Linked DNA regions of Mus musculus: region 1 is linked to region 2. The links are chromatin contacts, found by Hi-C in ENCODE. All regions are on one chromosome and are shown on one strand. The core of a region is the stretch at or near the end of the contact, and the rest is flanking DNA. Distances in the headings are between cores, read along the strand shown. Region 1 holds the start of Abhd12 (abhydrolase domain containing 12). Region 2 holds the start of Kif16bos (kinesin family member 16B, opposite strand).

Region 1 (7,166 bases), core at 214-2,713, 8.0 Mb after region 2:
CTCGGTAGTTGAAGTTCATGATCTTTTAAGCACAGAGCTTCAAGCTCTGATTTTCTTTCTTGGGTAAATGTTTAACATATACAACAAACGATCAATTGATGCAAAAAGAAATGACTGCTACAACTCCTGACTTAGGAACATTGCAAACTAATATTTCTGGTCATACACTATCAAGGCTTCAAAACTGCCAACAGAGATAATAGTCTACAAACTATCAAATTAAGAAACCAGATAGAGGGAAAGAAACCTATTCCTATATAAAACAGGCTACTCAATTTTGAGATCAGCTTTACATAACTGCCTCTTCTCCATCCTAAAAGAAGGATGCAAGTCTAACTCACCGACCAATCCCAGAAGATTCCAGGACCTTACAGAGTAATTTTCAATGACCAATTCCTGTGCAGATTTCAAGTGCTTTGTAACTAACTACCTGCATAGACAACCACCAGTTCTCTCCAACAGCTGAGAATGGATGCATCCATCCATCCTTTCCTTTGGATTCTGAAAACGGCTTAACCCTTGAAAGGGGGTCGGTGAATGCAGCTCTGACCTGCGATTAGCTAGCGAAGGGAAGGACCAGACAGGAGAGTTGCTACTGAGCTCCATATACGGTCAAGGCAAAGCAGGTGAACTGGCTAAGAGCACTTGCAGGGTCTTTGGTCTTGCCGTTCACCCTGCGTGGTCCTCTTCTTAAGGGCAGCCTTTCAAACTCCTCGGGAGACTCTTTCCAGAGCCAGTCAGGAATACTGGGCCCCTGATTACTATGGACTCAACCACTAAGTATCTCTGCAGGCTAACCTGATAAGGATGCCAGCCAGGGTGCTGGGTGGGTTAGTGAGCAGCTCGTGGAGGGGGTGGGAGGGTGAGATGGGGGTTGAAGGAGAGCTCCAGAGGCAGATGTTTGGAGGAAAGAATGGGGTTGGACGGTCCCTGCGGGCCAGACGAGGGGAGGTAGTCTTTAGAAGGGTCGAAGAGGACGCCGGGAGGATGGAACCGTGTGATGCTCCCGCAGCAGATCTCTGAAGGTGGGAGCCTGGGACTACCTGCCCTCCAGGTGAGGGGCCCGCGCGTGTCTGCACCGCATCTCACCTGCCCAGCGCCCGCTTCATGCCCGCGTCGGATGCGCTGTGCGGCTCTGCCGTCCCCTTGCCCGCCAGACGCAGGTTCTGCTTCAAGCTGCAGTCGGCGTCCAGCGCCGCGGCGGCCGAGCCGGAGGAGGACGAGCCTGAGGCGGCGCAGCGCTCATGCTCCAAGGTGACGGGCTCGGTCCGCTTCCTCATCCCGCGGCCCTGTCGGCAGCAGCTCTCGGCGCCCTGGTTTCGCCCGCCCGCCTGCGCCGACCTCGCTGCAGTCGCCGCCGCTCACAGCCGTCACCACCCGGAGCCGGGAGCCCACTGCGGGTCACATCCCAGCCCCAGGCCGCGGCGCCCGCTATGGACCAGCGCCGGAGGCCGGTCGGCCACCGCGGCCAATCAGCGCACGAGTCCAGGAAGCCCCGCCCCAGACACGCCCCCGGCAGCTCCGCTTCACAAGCAGCGCGCCCAGCATCCCCAGCGCCAGCCACAGCCATCTTGGAGAAGGGCGGAATAAGCTGAAACTGCGGGTCATTTTCAGGGCAGGGCTAGTCTGAAGGGTCTTAGTGCGTTTACGAAACGGATTAGGGCCAGTTTGGATTCTCCTGCTGGGTTGCTTTAGGTGCAACTCAGGTGCCCTCTGCCTACGAACTGAGGCAGGCCCTATCTAAGATCTAAGTGGTCCGAATGGGGAGGGTGCTAGGGAGTCCTTGAGGGCACTAGCTCCGTTTGCTGGGCAAAATAGGCTCTCTCTACTCCCTCTTTAGGGCATTTGGCGCCCCTAAAAAGCTAGAGCCCCAGATGTTCTCTAGATTTGATATACTCAACAAAAAAGCTTTACAGAGAGAGAGAGACTCCAGTAGCTAATGTATTGTTTAAACAAGTTTATATTTACTTTTTTTTTTTTTTTTTTGTCTTTTCGAGTCAGGGTTTCTCTGTGTAGCCCTGGCTGTCCTGGAACTTACTTTGTAGACCAGGCTGGCCTCGAACTGAGAAATCCGCCTGCCTCTGCCTCCCATATATTCACTTTTTCTTTCGCTGAATGTAAGAAAATGAACTGCCTGCGTATGCTTTGAAGTCTTCTATTAAAGTTTGGATCTTCATAAGAACGATTAGGACTGGTAAGAAGGCAAGGAAATCCGTTTCAAAGAGGAATTTGCACTCTGACATCCAAATTTAATAATTCAATCCACCTGAAAAAAAATGAAAGGACACGTTGTAGCTTTTAATAGTTTTTGTTTTGTTTGATATAGCATGCATTTTACTAATGAGTTACTTTTGTAATTTCAACATGCATGTAATCAGTTTGAAAAATATTGGCAACTGATAAAGATTTAATAGGAACTTAGAAATGTAATGGATTATGTTGTTGCCTTTGTAATGATAGTTACAACTTGCAATTCAAGAATTTCTTTACCATTTTTGCTATATTATAACCTATGTTCATACTGTATGAATATCTACAGTCTTTAAAACATCAACAAAATAGTACTATAGATTTGAATATTCAAAAAGGAAATTAAATGCTTAAAGATAGTTTTGACCTATCAGTCATAAAATCTTTATAGAAAAACAAAAGAACAAATAGCCCTGGTAGGACATGCCTGAAGTTATTACAGAAGCTGACATCAGGAGGGTTGCAGATTGGAGGCCAACCCAGGCAATTTAGCGGCTTCTGTCTCAAAATAACACAAATAAAAAGAGCTGAATATAGCTCAGTGATAGCATTTCCTCAGTATACCTGAGGATTGGGGTTCCATTATACAGAGGAGGGGGGGGGGAGGAGGAAGAAGAGGAGGAGGGGAAGAACTGGAGGGAGGAGACAGAGAGGGTGTAGAGCTAGATTTTGTCAATATGATCCTTATCTCTTGGTCTCCTAATGTTTAAATATGCTTCCACACTGGGTACGCTCCCATTGTATCTCTGGGTCATACCCTTTCTAGATCTAAGGCTCTTTATCAAATGTTCTACTTCTTGTTGACGTCTAATAGGCACTCAACCCTCCTAGCTCATCCCCTTTCCCTCCCAAGAAATGAATGGGAACTCCATCCTTGGCTTTCTTGGAGTCAAGACTCTGGTTTCATCCTTGATTTTTCCTTTTTTTTTTCTTTTTTTATGACACCACACCCGTCATCAAGTTTTACATCAGCCCTGTATCAAAAATCCAGCCTCTAACCAGTTCCTATCTCCTCCACCAATCCCCACCTTGGACCAAACAAACAGCCATCATTCCTCACTTGGATTTCCTTAAAGGTCTAAGAGGCCTCTTGCCTTCACTTTTGTTTTGCTTCCTTCTGTCTAACATCTGCCACAGAACTGAATCTGTCACTAAAAACCCTTTGGTTGGTTCCCACCTCTCTCAAAACTGGAAGCTTGTATCCAAAAGGCTCTACAATAGCCTACCTGACAGAGCTCCAGCCCCACTTCTCAGGATCAAACTTCTCCCAGGATCACTGCCTCTCTCATGGTCCTTCACAAAGCTACACAGCCCCTCCCCAAGACCTTTACACTTTGATTCTTGTTGAAAAACCCTGCCTTCCTAAAGCCTACTATCTACAGAGTTACACCCCTGCCCTATGAGAGTTATGTTTGCCGAACACTTACTCAGAACTCTCAGACCTTCTCATTTTTGCTGCGTTCACCTTTCTGGGTTTATCCTGGCTAGTGCGTAGCACCAAAATACTTGACATTGATACATCTTTATCTGTATTGATGTTTTCCACACTGCAAGATAGACTCCAAGAAAGGACCTTGTTTACTGCATTATCTTCAGTATCCGGACCAATGCTTGGCTCATAGTACACACTTCATAAATATTTGCTGAAGGAAAGATAGAATCATCAAGGCTGCGCATGGGTATTCTACTGTTCCCATTTTAAAAGTAAAGAAGTCTAAAGGTCAATAAAAGACTCACCTCCTAGCTGAAATTGAAACTAGACATGGATGAAACTACTGGTTTGTGAATCATAATCCTATAGCAGTATTTTGAGAGTTTAATAGACACTATAGTACCTAAGTATCCCTAATTGACATAAAAAGAAAATCCCTATTTATTTAGCTATCTACCTACTTACCTATCTGTTGCTTTCTGAGACAGGGTCTCATACTCTAGCCCAGGTTGGCCTGGAACTCTCTGGAATACTCTTGCTTCAGCACCTGGAGTGATAGCATTACAGACATGAGGCACAACAAACACCTCAACAAGTGGTTTCTTTTTAAAGTGGGGGCATTGTCCTGTTTGCAGCCTTAACAGATCACGCCACACTCCAAGCAGCCTCCCTTCCTCCAGGAACAGCTACAGGAATATGACAGACCAGTGCTTTGACTCTGAAGTCACAAAATCTTGCCTTCCCCAGCTGACCCAGAAATAGAGGCAAACTGACTTTAAGCAGCTAGCATGTAGCATGAGGTACTTTCCATGCCTACTACCTTGTGGCTTTGGACCACCTCCTCCCTCTGCAACTTTTTTTCTAGGATCTCTGCTTAGTTTGGTGGAACCGAAGTACCCCTCTTCAGAGCCCTACCATACTGTATGTGAATTGATAAGTAGCAAAGCTCTCACTTGAAGAACAGTTTGTCTCAGGACCTCTCTCTGAAACACCTCTCTCAACATTGTCCAGTTACTCTAACAGTCTTGTTAGCTACATTTGCAAAAGAACAAGACAAAAATCTATTATTGTTTTATAGACGTTAACACTTTTTTCAAAAATCAGCTAAATAGTAAGGCAATGTGGCACACACCTTTCATTCCAGCACCCAGGAGACAGAGGCAGGTGGATTTCTATGACTCTGAGGTCAGCCTGGTCAACACAGTAAGACCCAATTTCAAAGGGGGTGGGTGTGGGTGTGAATGAAACAAGTAGGTTTTATGGTATGGTTTTATCTTGGGTTGTGAAGGTTAGAGAATTTTTGTCTACTTGACACAAACGTAATTATATCTGGGAAGAGGGAATCTTGAGGAACTGCCTTCATCAGAATCGCTTGGCCACTCTGTAGGAGTATTCTTAATTAATAATTGACTTGGGACAGCCCAGACCACTAAGGGGAGTGTCACCCCAAGGCCTGGGAAGCCATGGGAAGCCAGTAAGCAGCCTTCTTCCAGGATCTCTGAGTTCCTGCCCTGAATACCCTTTATGGCATGGAACTACAACTGCAAGCTGAAATTAGCCCTTTCCTTTTTAGTTTATCTTTGGTCATGGTGTCTTATCACAGAAACAGAAGGCAAATCAAGAGTATTTTTACTGTTTTTTGTTTGTTTGTTTTTAAGATGGGCTCCTTTAGAACTCCTGAACTGAATTGAAGTAATCTTTCTCTGTCACAAAAGTTCTGGGATTGCAGGCATTCCACCATCAGTTCAGAACCAATTTTAAAACTGCTGTTATCTGCGACATTTTCCAGTTTGTGAATATTTTTAACTGTTTTAAAATCAAAAAGTGCCAGAGCAGAAAGTGCGAAGCATAGAGATCCCATTCTAGTCAGTTTATGAGCCATGTGACCTGCAGAGAGTTAACTGTTTTCGTTTACCAGTTCTGCATACTAGTAATCTCTTAAGGAAAGTTGTGAGAATTAACTGAAATATATGTCATAGTTCCTACCATACTAAAAGTACCCAATAAAAGACGGTTTCTCAGGCTGGGGAGATGGCTCAGCCGGTAAGAGCACTGACTGCTCTTTCAAAGGTCCTGAGTTCAAATCCCAGCAACCACATGGTGGCTCACAACCATCTGTAATGAGATCGGACGCCCTCTTCTGGTGTGTCTGAAGTCAGCTACAGTATACTTACATATAATAATAAATAAATTACAAAAAAAAGACACCCCTCCAATCCCCAAGTCCCTGTTTAAAAAAAAAAAAAAAGGTTTCTCTTTAATGTTAAACAACCGGCACTGCAAAACTCAAACACTGCATCATAACCAGTACTTTCTCGACTTTTCTTCAACCTAAAGGTGCCTCTTGCAATCTAAAGATAATAAATTCAAATGGAAAAAATAAAAAGGAGGAGAAGAATGTGCACTTTACTTTGCTGGACAATCGAAAACAGCCCTTTGTTTCAGCCCACAATCTTAGACGCAATTTACTTTCTGGCTTTGCCAGGGAGGAAACCATTCTCTTTAACCCCAATTTTCCTGAAGCTCAGTGAGGTTGCTCAATAAAATTAAATGTCCCTTCTCGGCCACCGTAGCTCAGTTCTCTCCCACCCACCATCCCCACCCCGCACCAGTGCACTTCTATTGGTTGAGCCTATTTGGCGCCAAAGCGAGGAGCTGGTTGCTGGTGTTGTGCGACTCTGAACAATAGAAGTGCCGCGGCCTGGGAACTAGCGACCGTTTGGGGTGACTTGGCAGTTGACGGGACCACGGGACCCGGGCGCGTCCGTCATGTTCTGCGAAAAAGCTATGGAGCTTGTCCGCGAGTTACACCGCGCGCCGGAAGGGCAGCTGCCGGCCTTTAATGTGAGGAGCGGCGGCCGGGAAGGGGCGTGTCGAGGGCCAGGCCTGGGGGCCTAGGGCGGGGCCTCATGCCTTGGGGCGGAGCCTATGCCTGCTGTTGCTTGCTGGAGGTTTTTTTTTTTTTGTTGGTTGCTGGGCTAACTTTATCTCTTTGCTAGATTCCGAGATCGGAAACAAGTTTGAAACGGGGCCAAATCGTAGGAAGAAAAAGACTCATACTTAGGTTACCTGTTGATTTGGTGACTTGCCCCATCTGAGCGTTTCTTGTTTTCGTTTTTTGAGATAAGTCCTCATGTAGTCCAAGCTGGCCTGGAACTCTATTTAAAAAACAAAACAAAACAAAAGAAATTATGAGTATGTGTCTCACTTGCATGAAGGTGCTTCATGGAAGCCAGAAGAGGGTGTGGGTTATAGGTGGGTTGTGGGTGCCAGAGCCATCCCTCCAGATCCACATGCATTTTTATAGCCAGCTTCTTGATGAGCCAGTAGCATCTTAATATAACCCCAGTAGTTCTGGGGATTGCTATGAAGCTGTGTCCCAGCTTCAGCCTTTGTAAACCATAGATTTGCTTTTCTTGTTTGTAGATTTTGCCTCTCCCCCCCATCGCCCCCCCCCCCCCCCCCCCCGCGCCCCATGTATCTG
Region 2 (7,123 bases), core at 758-3,257:
ACAGAGACTTTGGAGTTGGCACAAGTGAGCGTGTGTCTGACAGCTCGGGGAACCCCTCACACTTCCATGATCGCCCCCAAGTATTTCACTTCACCAACGTGGTTCCTTGGTGTTTTTTTTTTAAAGGGCGAGCAAGAGAGCCTCACGTTCTGGGATGGGGACTGTACATGGAAATCTCCCCGGCCTCGCGGACACTTCCCCTCAGAGTCCCCTTCAACGCGGGAGAGCTTTGCCCTTCAGGACCGCCAAGGCCACTGGCACGGCCAGGTGGGTCAGGGGTTTGTCCCTTTCAATCCAGACCGGCCTCTGAGCGGGGCTGCCCGGGGTTGGGGTGTGGCGAGGGTGGGGGGCGGGAGGCCCCACTCACCTGCGATTCATGGGCCGGACTCTCACGGCCACCTTGACCGATGCCATAGCTCATCCCGGCCCGGCCCGCGGGGGCTTCCAACAGGCCTGCGCCCCGCGGCCGCCGGCCACTCCAGCGACTGTGCCCGTGCCCGCGCCCCCGCCCACTTCCCTCTCACCCGCCCCTCGGCTAGGGCCGACCTGGAGTTGCTAGGCGGCCACACCTGCCAGGCCACTGAGCATGCCCAGAGCGGCTCCGGCCCGCGTGATCCACGCACCGGGGTTTGGCAGCTGCCTACGGCGCGAAGGGGCGGGGCCCGGAAGTCTGGGCCCCGCCTCTTCGGTGGCCACGCCCCAGCGCAGCCCCACCTCGAAGTCAATGGCAACCGGCTGTGCTGTCTCTAACTCGGAAAGTCAAACCCAGTCAGGCCCAGGACGATCACTGCATTTAGAGCATTCTCAAGGAAACCGAGGAATGGACTACCGAAAACGAGCATTGCAACCAATAACATGGTCCTGACTTTATACGGCCCGTGCTCGTCAACTCATCTGTCTTGTTGAGAAGCGAAAGGTCGTGGAGAACTCTGAGGGACTGCTCTGTTTCTTCAAAGAGTTCTAAGCATGTGTTCTGAACCACAAAATTTAGGGTACCAAGAAAACAAAGGATCGAGGATTTTTTTAGGCAGATAGAAATGTCGTTATATTGGTTGGAATCATATCTAAAGGGAGTTTTTGCATTTTGGGGACAGTTTAGCAATTTAACTTTAGTCATTGGATCAAAAGTGAGGACACCCGCTTTCTTCTTTCTTTCTTTCTTTCTTCTTCTTCTTCTTCTTCTTCTTCTTCTTCTTCTTCTTCTTCTTCTTCTTCTTCTTCTTCTTCTTCTTCTTCTTCTTCTTCTCCTTCTCCTCCTCCTCCTCCTCCTCCTCCTCCTCCTCCTCCTCCTCCTCCTCCTCCTCCTTCTCCTCCTTCTCCTCCTTCTCCTTCTCCTTCTTCTTCTTATTCTTCCCTTTTTTTTTATGAGCTAAAGCCCCTGGCATCAGTGATTTCTTACCGGGCTATCTCCCTGTAAATTCATTCAGTTAACCCTATGCCTTCACCTGTAAGTCACCTGCTGGACACAAAAACTCCAGTATCAACTATCTTCCTCCTGCCCCAGTCAGGGTCGCTCAAAACTTACAGACCAGCCTTCCTCCTGGACCCTGATCTCCTGCCTTTGCACTTGCTGATGGAGTATAAAGCAAGCCTACTGACTTGCTCCTCCTCACCCTCGAGGTCTCTAACGACCACAATGGAACATTCTGTCCTCAAGACCAGCATATCCCCGCTATTATTTCACTCCCGGGCAGATGACTTCGGTTCAAATGGTCTCTAGAAAGCTTAGATGTGATGCTGCTTAAGTCCCTGAGGGGAGCCGAAAAAGTCTCCCGGGTTTTTGGCTCGAACTCCAATACTAGCTTTGAGTCTTCCAGTCTGCCTCGCCTGCTAAACTGGAACTCCAAGGGTTTAATAATAGACTAAGTGAAATAATACGACGGCCAATGTGTGGTCCACTAGTACCAGGAGTCCTCATCTCAGCTTTCCTAGAACCCTTCAAGGTAGGGTAGAATCAGAACGTCCCCTTTGTTCGGAGTCCTACAAAGCCTGGACTAAGGCGCTTACAAGTTTAGAAATGGGCGCAGAGTCAGCCAATCAAGGGCGGGAAAACTCGGAGGGTTGAAAATGGGGCGCATGCGCAATAGCAGAAGCAGCGGGCGGGTCCAGGCACAGCCGCCAGCCAGGCTGCACCCGGCTGTGGCAGCCACGGGCAGGGGCGGAGCCCGCCGTATATGGGAGCTGCTTGGGGACAAACTGTGTAGGGTGCGCTCTCGGGCGGGCAGGGCTTCAACACCCTACCAGCTGTAGAGTCGCTGAGAGCAACCAAGACAACCAAGAACAGGTGTGCGAATTCTGCACTCAACTGCAAATCACTTGTTAATGTGAGTTCCTGTTCCTGGAGGTTTTGCTTGTCCAGTTTGGGCTTATGCAGGCCATTCTATCCATAATTTCCAGCAGCCTACACGTGTACATAATCCTCTGATTCCAACACCACCTTGCGATTTGACACAACCGACAAAGTGCTGCGGCCCACGGAACACGAACAGCAAGCCTGCGGATTTTAAACTAGAAGCAGCGAGGTTTCTCGCCAGAGAAATGACTGAACAGCCACCCCTTGATTAATTTACTCTCTGCACCAAGAAAAATGAATAAACAGGAAGGTTTTTAAGGGCTTGCTCATCTTCTCAAATTCCAATGAATCTCTGGTACCCCTTTCATTTGTTTCTGTCTTTAGAAATTTTAGACTTTTTAAAGTCTTCCAGGACTTAACCTGCACAGAAGCTTCCTCCGGAAGTCAAGTGTGAGGCTCCCCGCGTGAGGCTCCCCATTGACTAACTGCTAAGCACAGCATCAGTTTGGTAAGGACAACTGCCAGGAGAACTGTTACTCAGAAGAATCACCAAATAAAGTCTCTTAAAGCTCCTGAACGTGTATGGGGGGGGGGGGATTACCTCTATATAGTCTCCTCTAATTAAAATAAAATGTGCAGCTGTAGTAACATCTGAAATTTTGATGATACTGGAAATCACAGATATTTAGGGACTGTTGCAGCTCTCTCAGATTGTTCTTCCTTTTTTATTTTGACTTTGAAATTAGGCCAGTTGTGAAGCTGATACTATAACTTGTTATTTAACAAAAGGACACATAACTTCATTATATTTATTTTCTATACTGTGGTTCTTGTTCAGAAACATTGGTTTTTGTTTTGGATCTCATATCGTTTACATGATGGATGTAAAACAGTTATTCTGGGGCTGGAGCGATGACTCTTGCCAGTTAAGAGCACTTGATGCTTTTGCAGAGGATGGGGACTCCGTTCTCCGCTCCTACATCGGGCAGTTTACAACCATCTGTAACTCTAGGTGATCGAATGTTCTTTCCCAGCCTCTGCCAGCACAGGTGCACACTACACACACACATTCAAAAGTAAGTCAGGCATGAATATGTAAAGGCGTGTGTGTGTGTGTGTGTGTGTGTGTGTGTGTAGGCAGGAGGTGACTGTTTTGCAGTAACATTCTGAACTTCATTTATTGTTGAATTTCTTGCTGGTCCTTTTTTTTTAAGATTTATTTATTATTATAATAATACACTGTAGCTATCTTCAAATGCACCAGATCTCATTATGGGTGGTTGTGAGCCACCATGGGGTTGCTGGGATTTGAATTCAGGACCTTCAGAAGGGCAGTCAGTGCTCTTACCCACTGAGCCATCTCGCCAGCCCCTTCTTGCTGGTTCTTAAGCGACCTTATCATTTCCAAATAGGTATTGGTGATTTACAGTCCCTAAGTCTTAACAACTTCAGTACAAAGTGAGAAAACCCAAAACACTATGTTGATTTCACTTCAAAGCATTTAAATCATCTGGGAAAAGCCTCATCAGAAGGAAAATACTATGGACCCATTAGCTATACTTTATTCTTTTTCTAGACTCTAGAGAGTAAAATTGACTTACTCTTTCACAAATAGGACATTTTTACAACTTTGATAAACATATTTAAATTGGGTCTTAAGACATAACTGACATCTCATAAACACCTTTATGTAATAAGTGATACATAAGTACTATAAGCATTATTCACACGGTAGGTATGCTTTTGTTGTTGTTGTTGTTGTTGTTTTGGGTTTTTTGTTTTGTTTTGGTTTTTGAGACAGGGCTTCTCTGTGTAGCCCTGGCTGTCCTGGAACTCACTCTGTAGACCAGGCTGGCCTCGAACTCAGAAATCTGCCTGCCTCAGCCTCCCAAGTGCTGGGATTAAAGGCATGTGCCACCACTGCCCGGCCACAAAAGTATGCTTAATATCTCCTTTGAGGGATGTCTTACAGGAGAAGCTGAAGTTGAATTTAGTTGAGTTGTTCTGGTTAGATTAAAAAAAAAAAAAAAAAAAAAAAAACCTTAAATTTAAACATAGCTTAGGAGTAAAAGAAAACTTTTATCAGACTGGCCTGTGGGCAAGTCTGTGGGGCATTTTCTTGACTAATATGGACAGACTCAGCCCACTGTGGAGTCACCCGGGATAGGTAGTCCTTCATTATATAAGAAAGCAGTATGAGCCGGGCAGTGGTGGTGCATGCCTTTAAACTCAGCACTTGGGAGGCAGAGACAGGCAGATTTCTGAGTCCGAGGCCAGCCTGGTCTACAAAGTGAGTTCCAGGACAGTCAAGACTACAGAGAAACCCTGTCTCAAAACAAAACAAACAAACAAAAAAAGCAGTATGAGGGCCGGAACTCTGGAGGAAGAGGAAAGAGGATCTCTAGGAATTCAAGGCCAGCCTAATCTACATAGTGAACTCCAGGCCAGCCAAGGCTACACTGTAAAACCCTGTTCCAAACAAAGAAACAAATAAATAAACAAACAAATAGAAACTTTGCATGTACTCCAGGCTGGACCTGAACTCATAGAGATCCACCCGCCCCAGCCTGAAGTGCTAGGATTAAAGGTGTGTGTCTCCTCTACCGCCCAACACCCTCAATTCTCTTAATGATAGACTGTGACTCAGAGTTTAAGATGAACACACCCTTTTGGTCATGCTGTTTTATCACAACAATAAGAAACAAACCAGGCAGGAGAGATGGCTAAGTGGTTAAGAGCACTGACTGCTCTTCTGGAGGTCCTGAGTTCAAATTCCAGCAACCACATGTTGGCTCACAACCATCAGTAATGTAATCAGATGCTCTCTTCTGGTGTGTCTGAAGACAGCTACAGTGTATTTACATATAATAAGCAAGTAAATCTTAAAAAAAAAAAAAACAAAAAAAGAAAAGGAACAAACCAAGATGACAGCTAACCAATAAACAAAAGTACTTTCTTGGTTTTCAAAAAATGTACAATAATTTCACAAACAGAAATGTTAGACACCAAATGCAAATCCAACATGATTTTTATTTCGTAAGTTCTGAAACTTAAAGAAGTGGTTAGACTCTCTAGACATACTAAACCTTTAAAAAAAAAAAAACCCTGGCAATTTGAAACACATACTTTAAAGTCTGAAAGAAAACCTAGGCAATAAGGTAACTGTAATGATAATCACACACCCCCTCCCCCCCAAAAAAAGTCATGGTTAGTAATTTCAGTGAAGCTATAAGCAGGTCATCATGAATACCAGTTTTCTTTTTGAGCAAAGTGAATGAAGAAATTGCAGCAGATTCAATTTAATAGAAATGATCACCCTAAATTACAGTCATTTCATATACTAAGATGAAAAAGATTGTTTTCAATTGCATGTAACTATACCTATGGTCAAAAATGGTTCAGAATTGATAGACTTCACAGAGTTGGTGGCAGCATCTCACCTCCTTAAGGGCAAGAAAACACATTTATTCCCCCCTCACCGCCCCTCCTCAAAGGGTAAGGGAAGGGTCTCATGGATGCAGGCATTCTGAAGACAGGCCTTGCAGGAGAGATGGAATTTGAACTGCCAAGATGAGTGAGAGAGGAAATGTTGAGACAAAAGAAATACCTCAGATAAATGTTCAGAGCTGGGAAAATACATCTAACTTCTCAAACACTTAGAAAGCCCCTTTACCTGAAACAGAGCATGAGAGTTAAAAAATAATCACACAAATTGCAGACGTAGGTCAATGGTAAAGCTCTTGCATAGCATATCAAAGGCCTGGGTTCTATTTCCCACACCAAAATATTAAAAAGTAATCATAATTTCCTCCTTGTCCAGCAGGTAGGCCTTGTGGTATCAGTCTGCTGTGCCTCTTCATTGGAAGTAGAATCTGCCTCCGCATGTCTTCGAGGCTGGTTGTGCAACTTTCTTTGGCTCAACTGGGTTGACTTTATGTGACTTGCAAACCTTGACCTCGAGAGACTTTGCATGCTTCAAAACTCATGTTCCATGACCCCACCTGCTGTTATGTGGACAAGGTCAGGGCAGCCTGCTGAAGTTTGATTCCATCAAACCTAGCCATGCAGCCAATAACCAGTCAAGCACCAGGCTTGCAAAGAAGCCTGCTACCCAAGACTCCCAGTCTCAGGTAAATTAGCAACAGATCACGTGTTACTAAAAGATGACAAGAATGACTGACCCCACCTAGACTACTAGAATTACCACACTGACCAGTAGCCATTGTTAAAGCTACTGGGATTTCAGGAGTGTGTTGCTGGGCATATGAAAGGCAATTTAGTAACTAGTAATCTTGTTGAAATAGGAGTAATAGCCAGGCTTGGTGGCACACGCCTTTAATCCCAGCACTTGGGAGGCAGAGGCAGGCAGATTTCTGAGTTCGAGGCCAGCCTGGTCTACAAAGTGAGTTCCAGGACAGCCAGGGCTACACAGAGAAACCCTGTCTCGAAAAAAACAAAAACAAAAACAAAACAAACAAAAAAAGAAATAAAGAAAAGAAATGGGAAATAGGAATAATAGAAAAAGTGGGCAAGCAGATGCCCTCCTCAGATTTCTTTAGAATTAGAACTGAAATCTCAAAACTTTCATGATCACTTGTTCCTTTCTTCTTGAAGATACCAAGGCAAAATGACCTTAGAAACTTCTTTTCTCAGCCACCTTTGGAACGCCAGTCAGTGGAGCCAATTCCTGGAAGCTCTCTGTGCACAGGCTGTGTTGCTATCTACAGATCTGTCACCCGGCCAGAGTGCCCTCTCTCCTCCTGCTGGTCCTTTGCTTGGGCTTTGCCTTGCTGGGTCTCTCCACTGAGTCAGCTCTCATCGATCACTCTC

What was found. Hi-C counts contacts between places; a loop is a spot of excess contacts on that map.
Region 1: a loop to region 2 is called in a map of gastrocnemius, with 8 times the contacts of the local background. The contact joins the promoter of Abhd12 here to the promoter of Kif16bos in region 2. A Hi-C loop is called at or near these places in 2 of 37 maps with a recorded cell type or tissue (T-helper 17 cell and gastrocnemius).

Annotation. Positions count from the first base shown.
Region 1 is chr2:150,903,268-150,910,433 of GRCm38, forward strand. Abhd12 (abhydrolase domain containing 12) reads right to left here and starts at 1,464. Exons shown (of 13, transcript NM_024465.3): 1 at 1,090-1,464. The coding sequence starts at 1,280. Gins1 (GINS complex subunit 1 (Psf1 homolog)) reads left to right here and starts at 6,327. Exons shown (of 7, transcript NM_027014.1): 1 at 6,327-6,526. The coding sequence starts at 6,452.
Region 2 is chr2:142,900,958-142,908,080 of GRCm38, forward strand. It overlaps Kif16bos (kinesin family member 16B, opposite strand), which reads left to right and starts at 2,008. Exons shown (of 2, transcript NR_131921.1): 1 at 2,008-2,284; 2 at 2,398-2,615. Kif16b (kinesin family member 16B) reads right to left here and starts at 507. Exons shown (of 26, transcript NM_001081133.2): 1 at 368-507. The coding sequence starts at 414.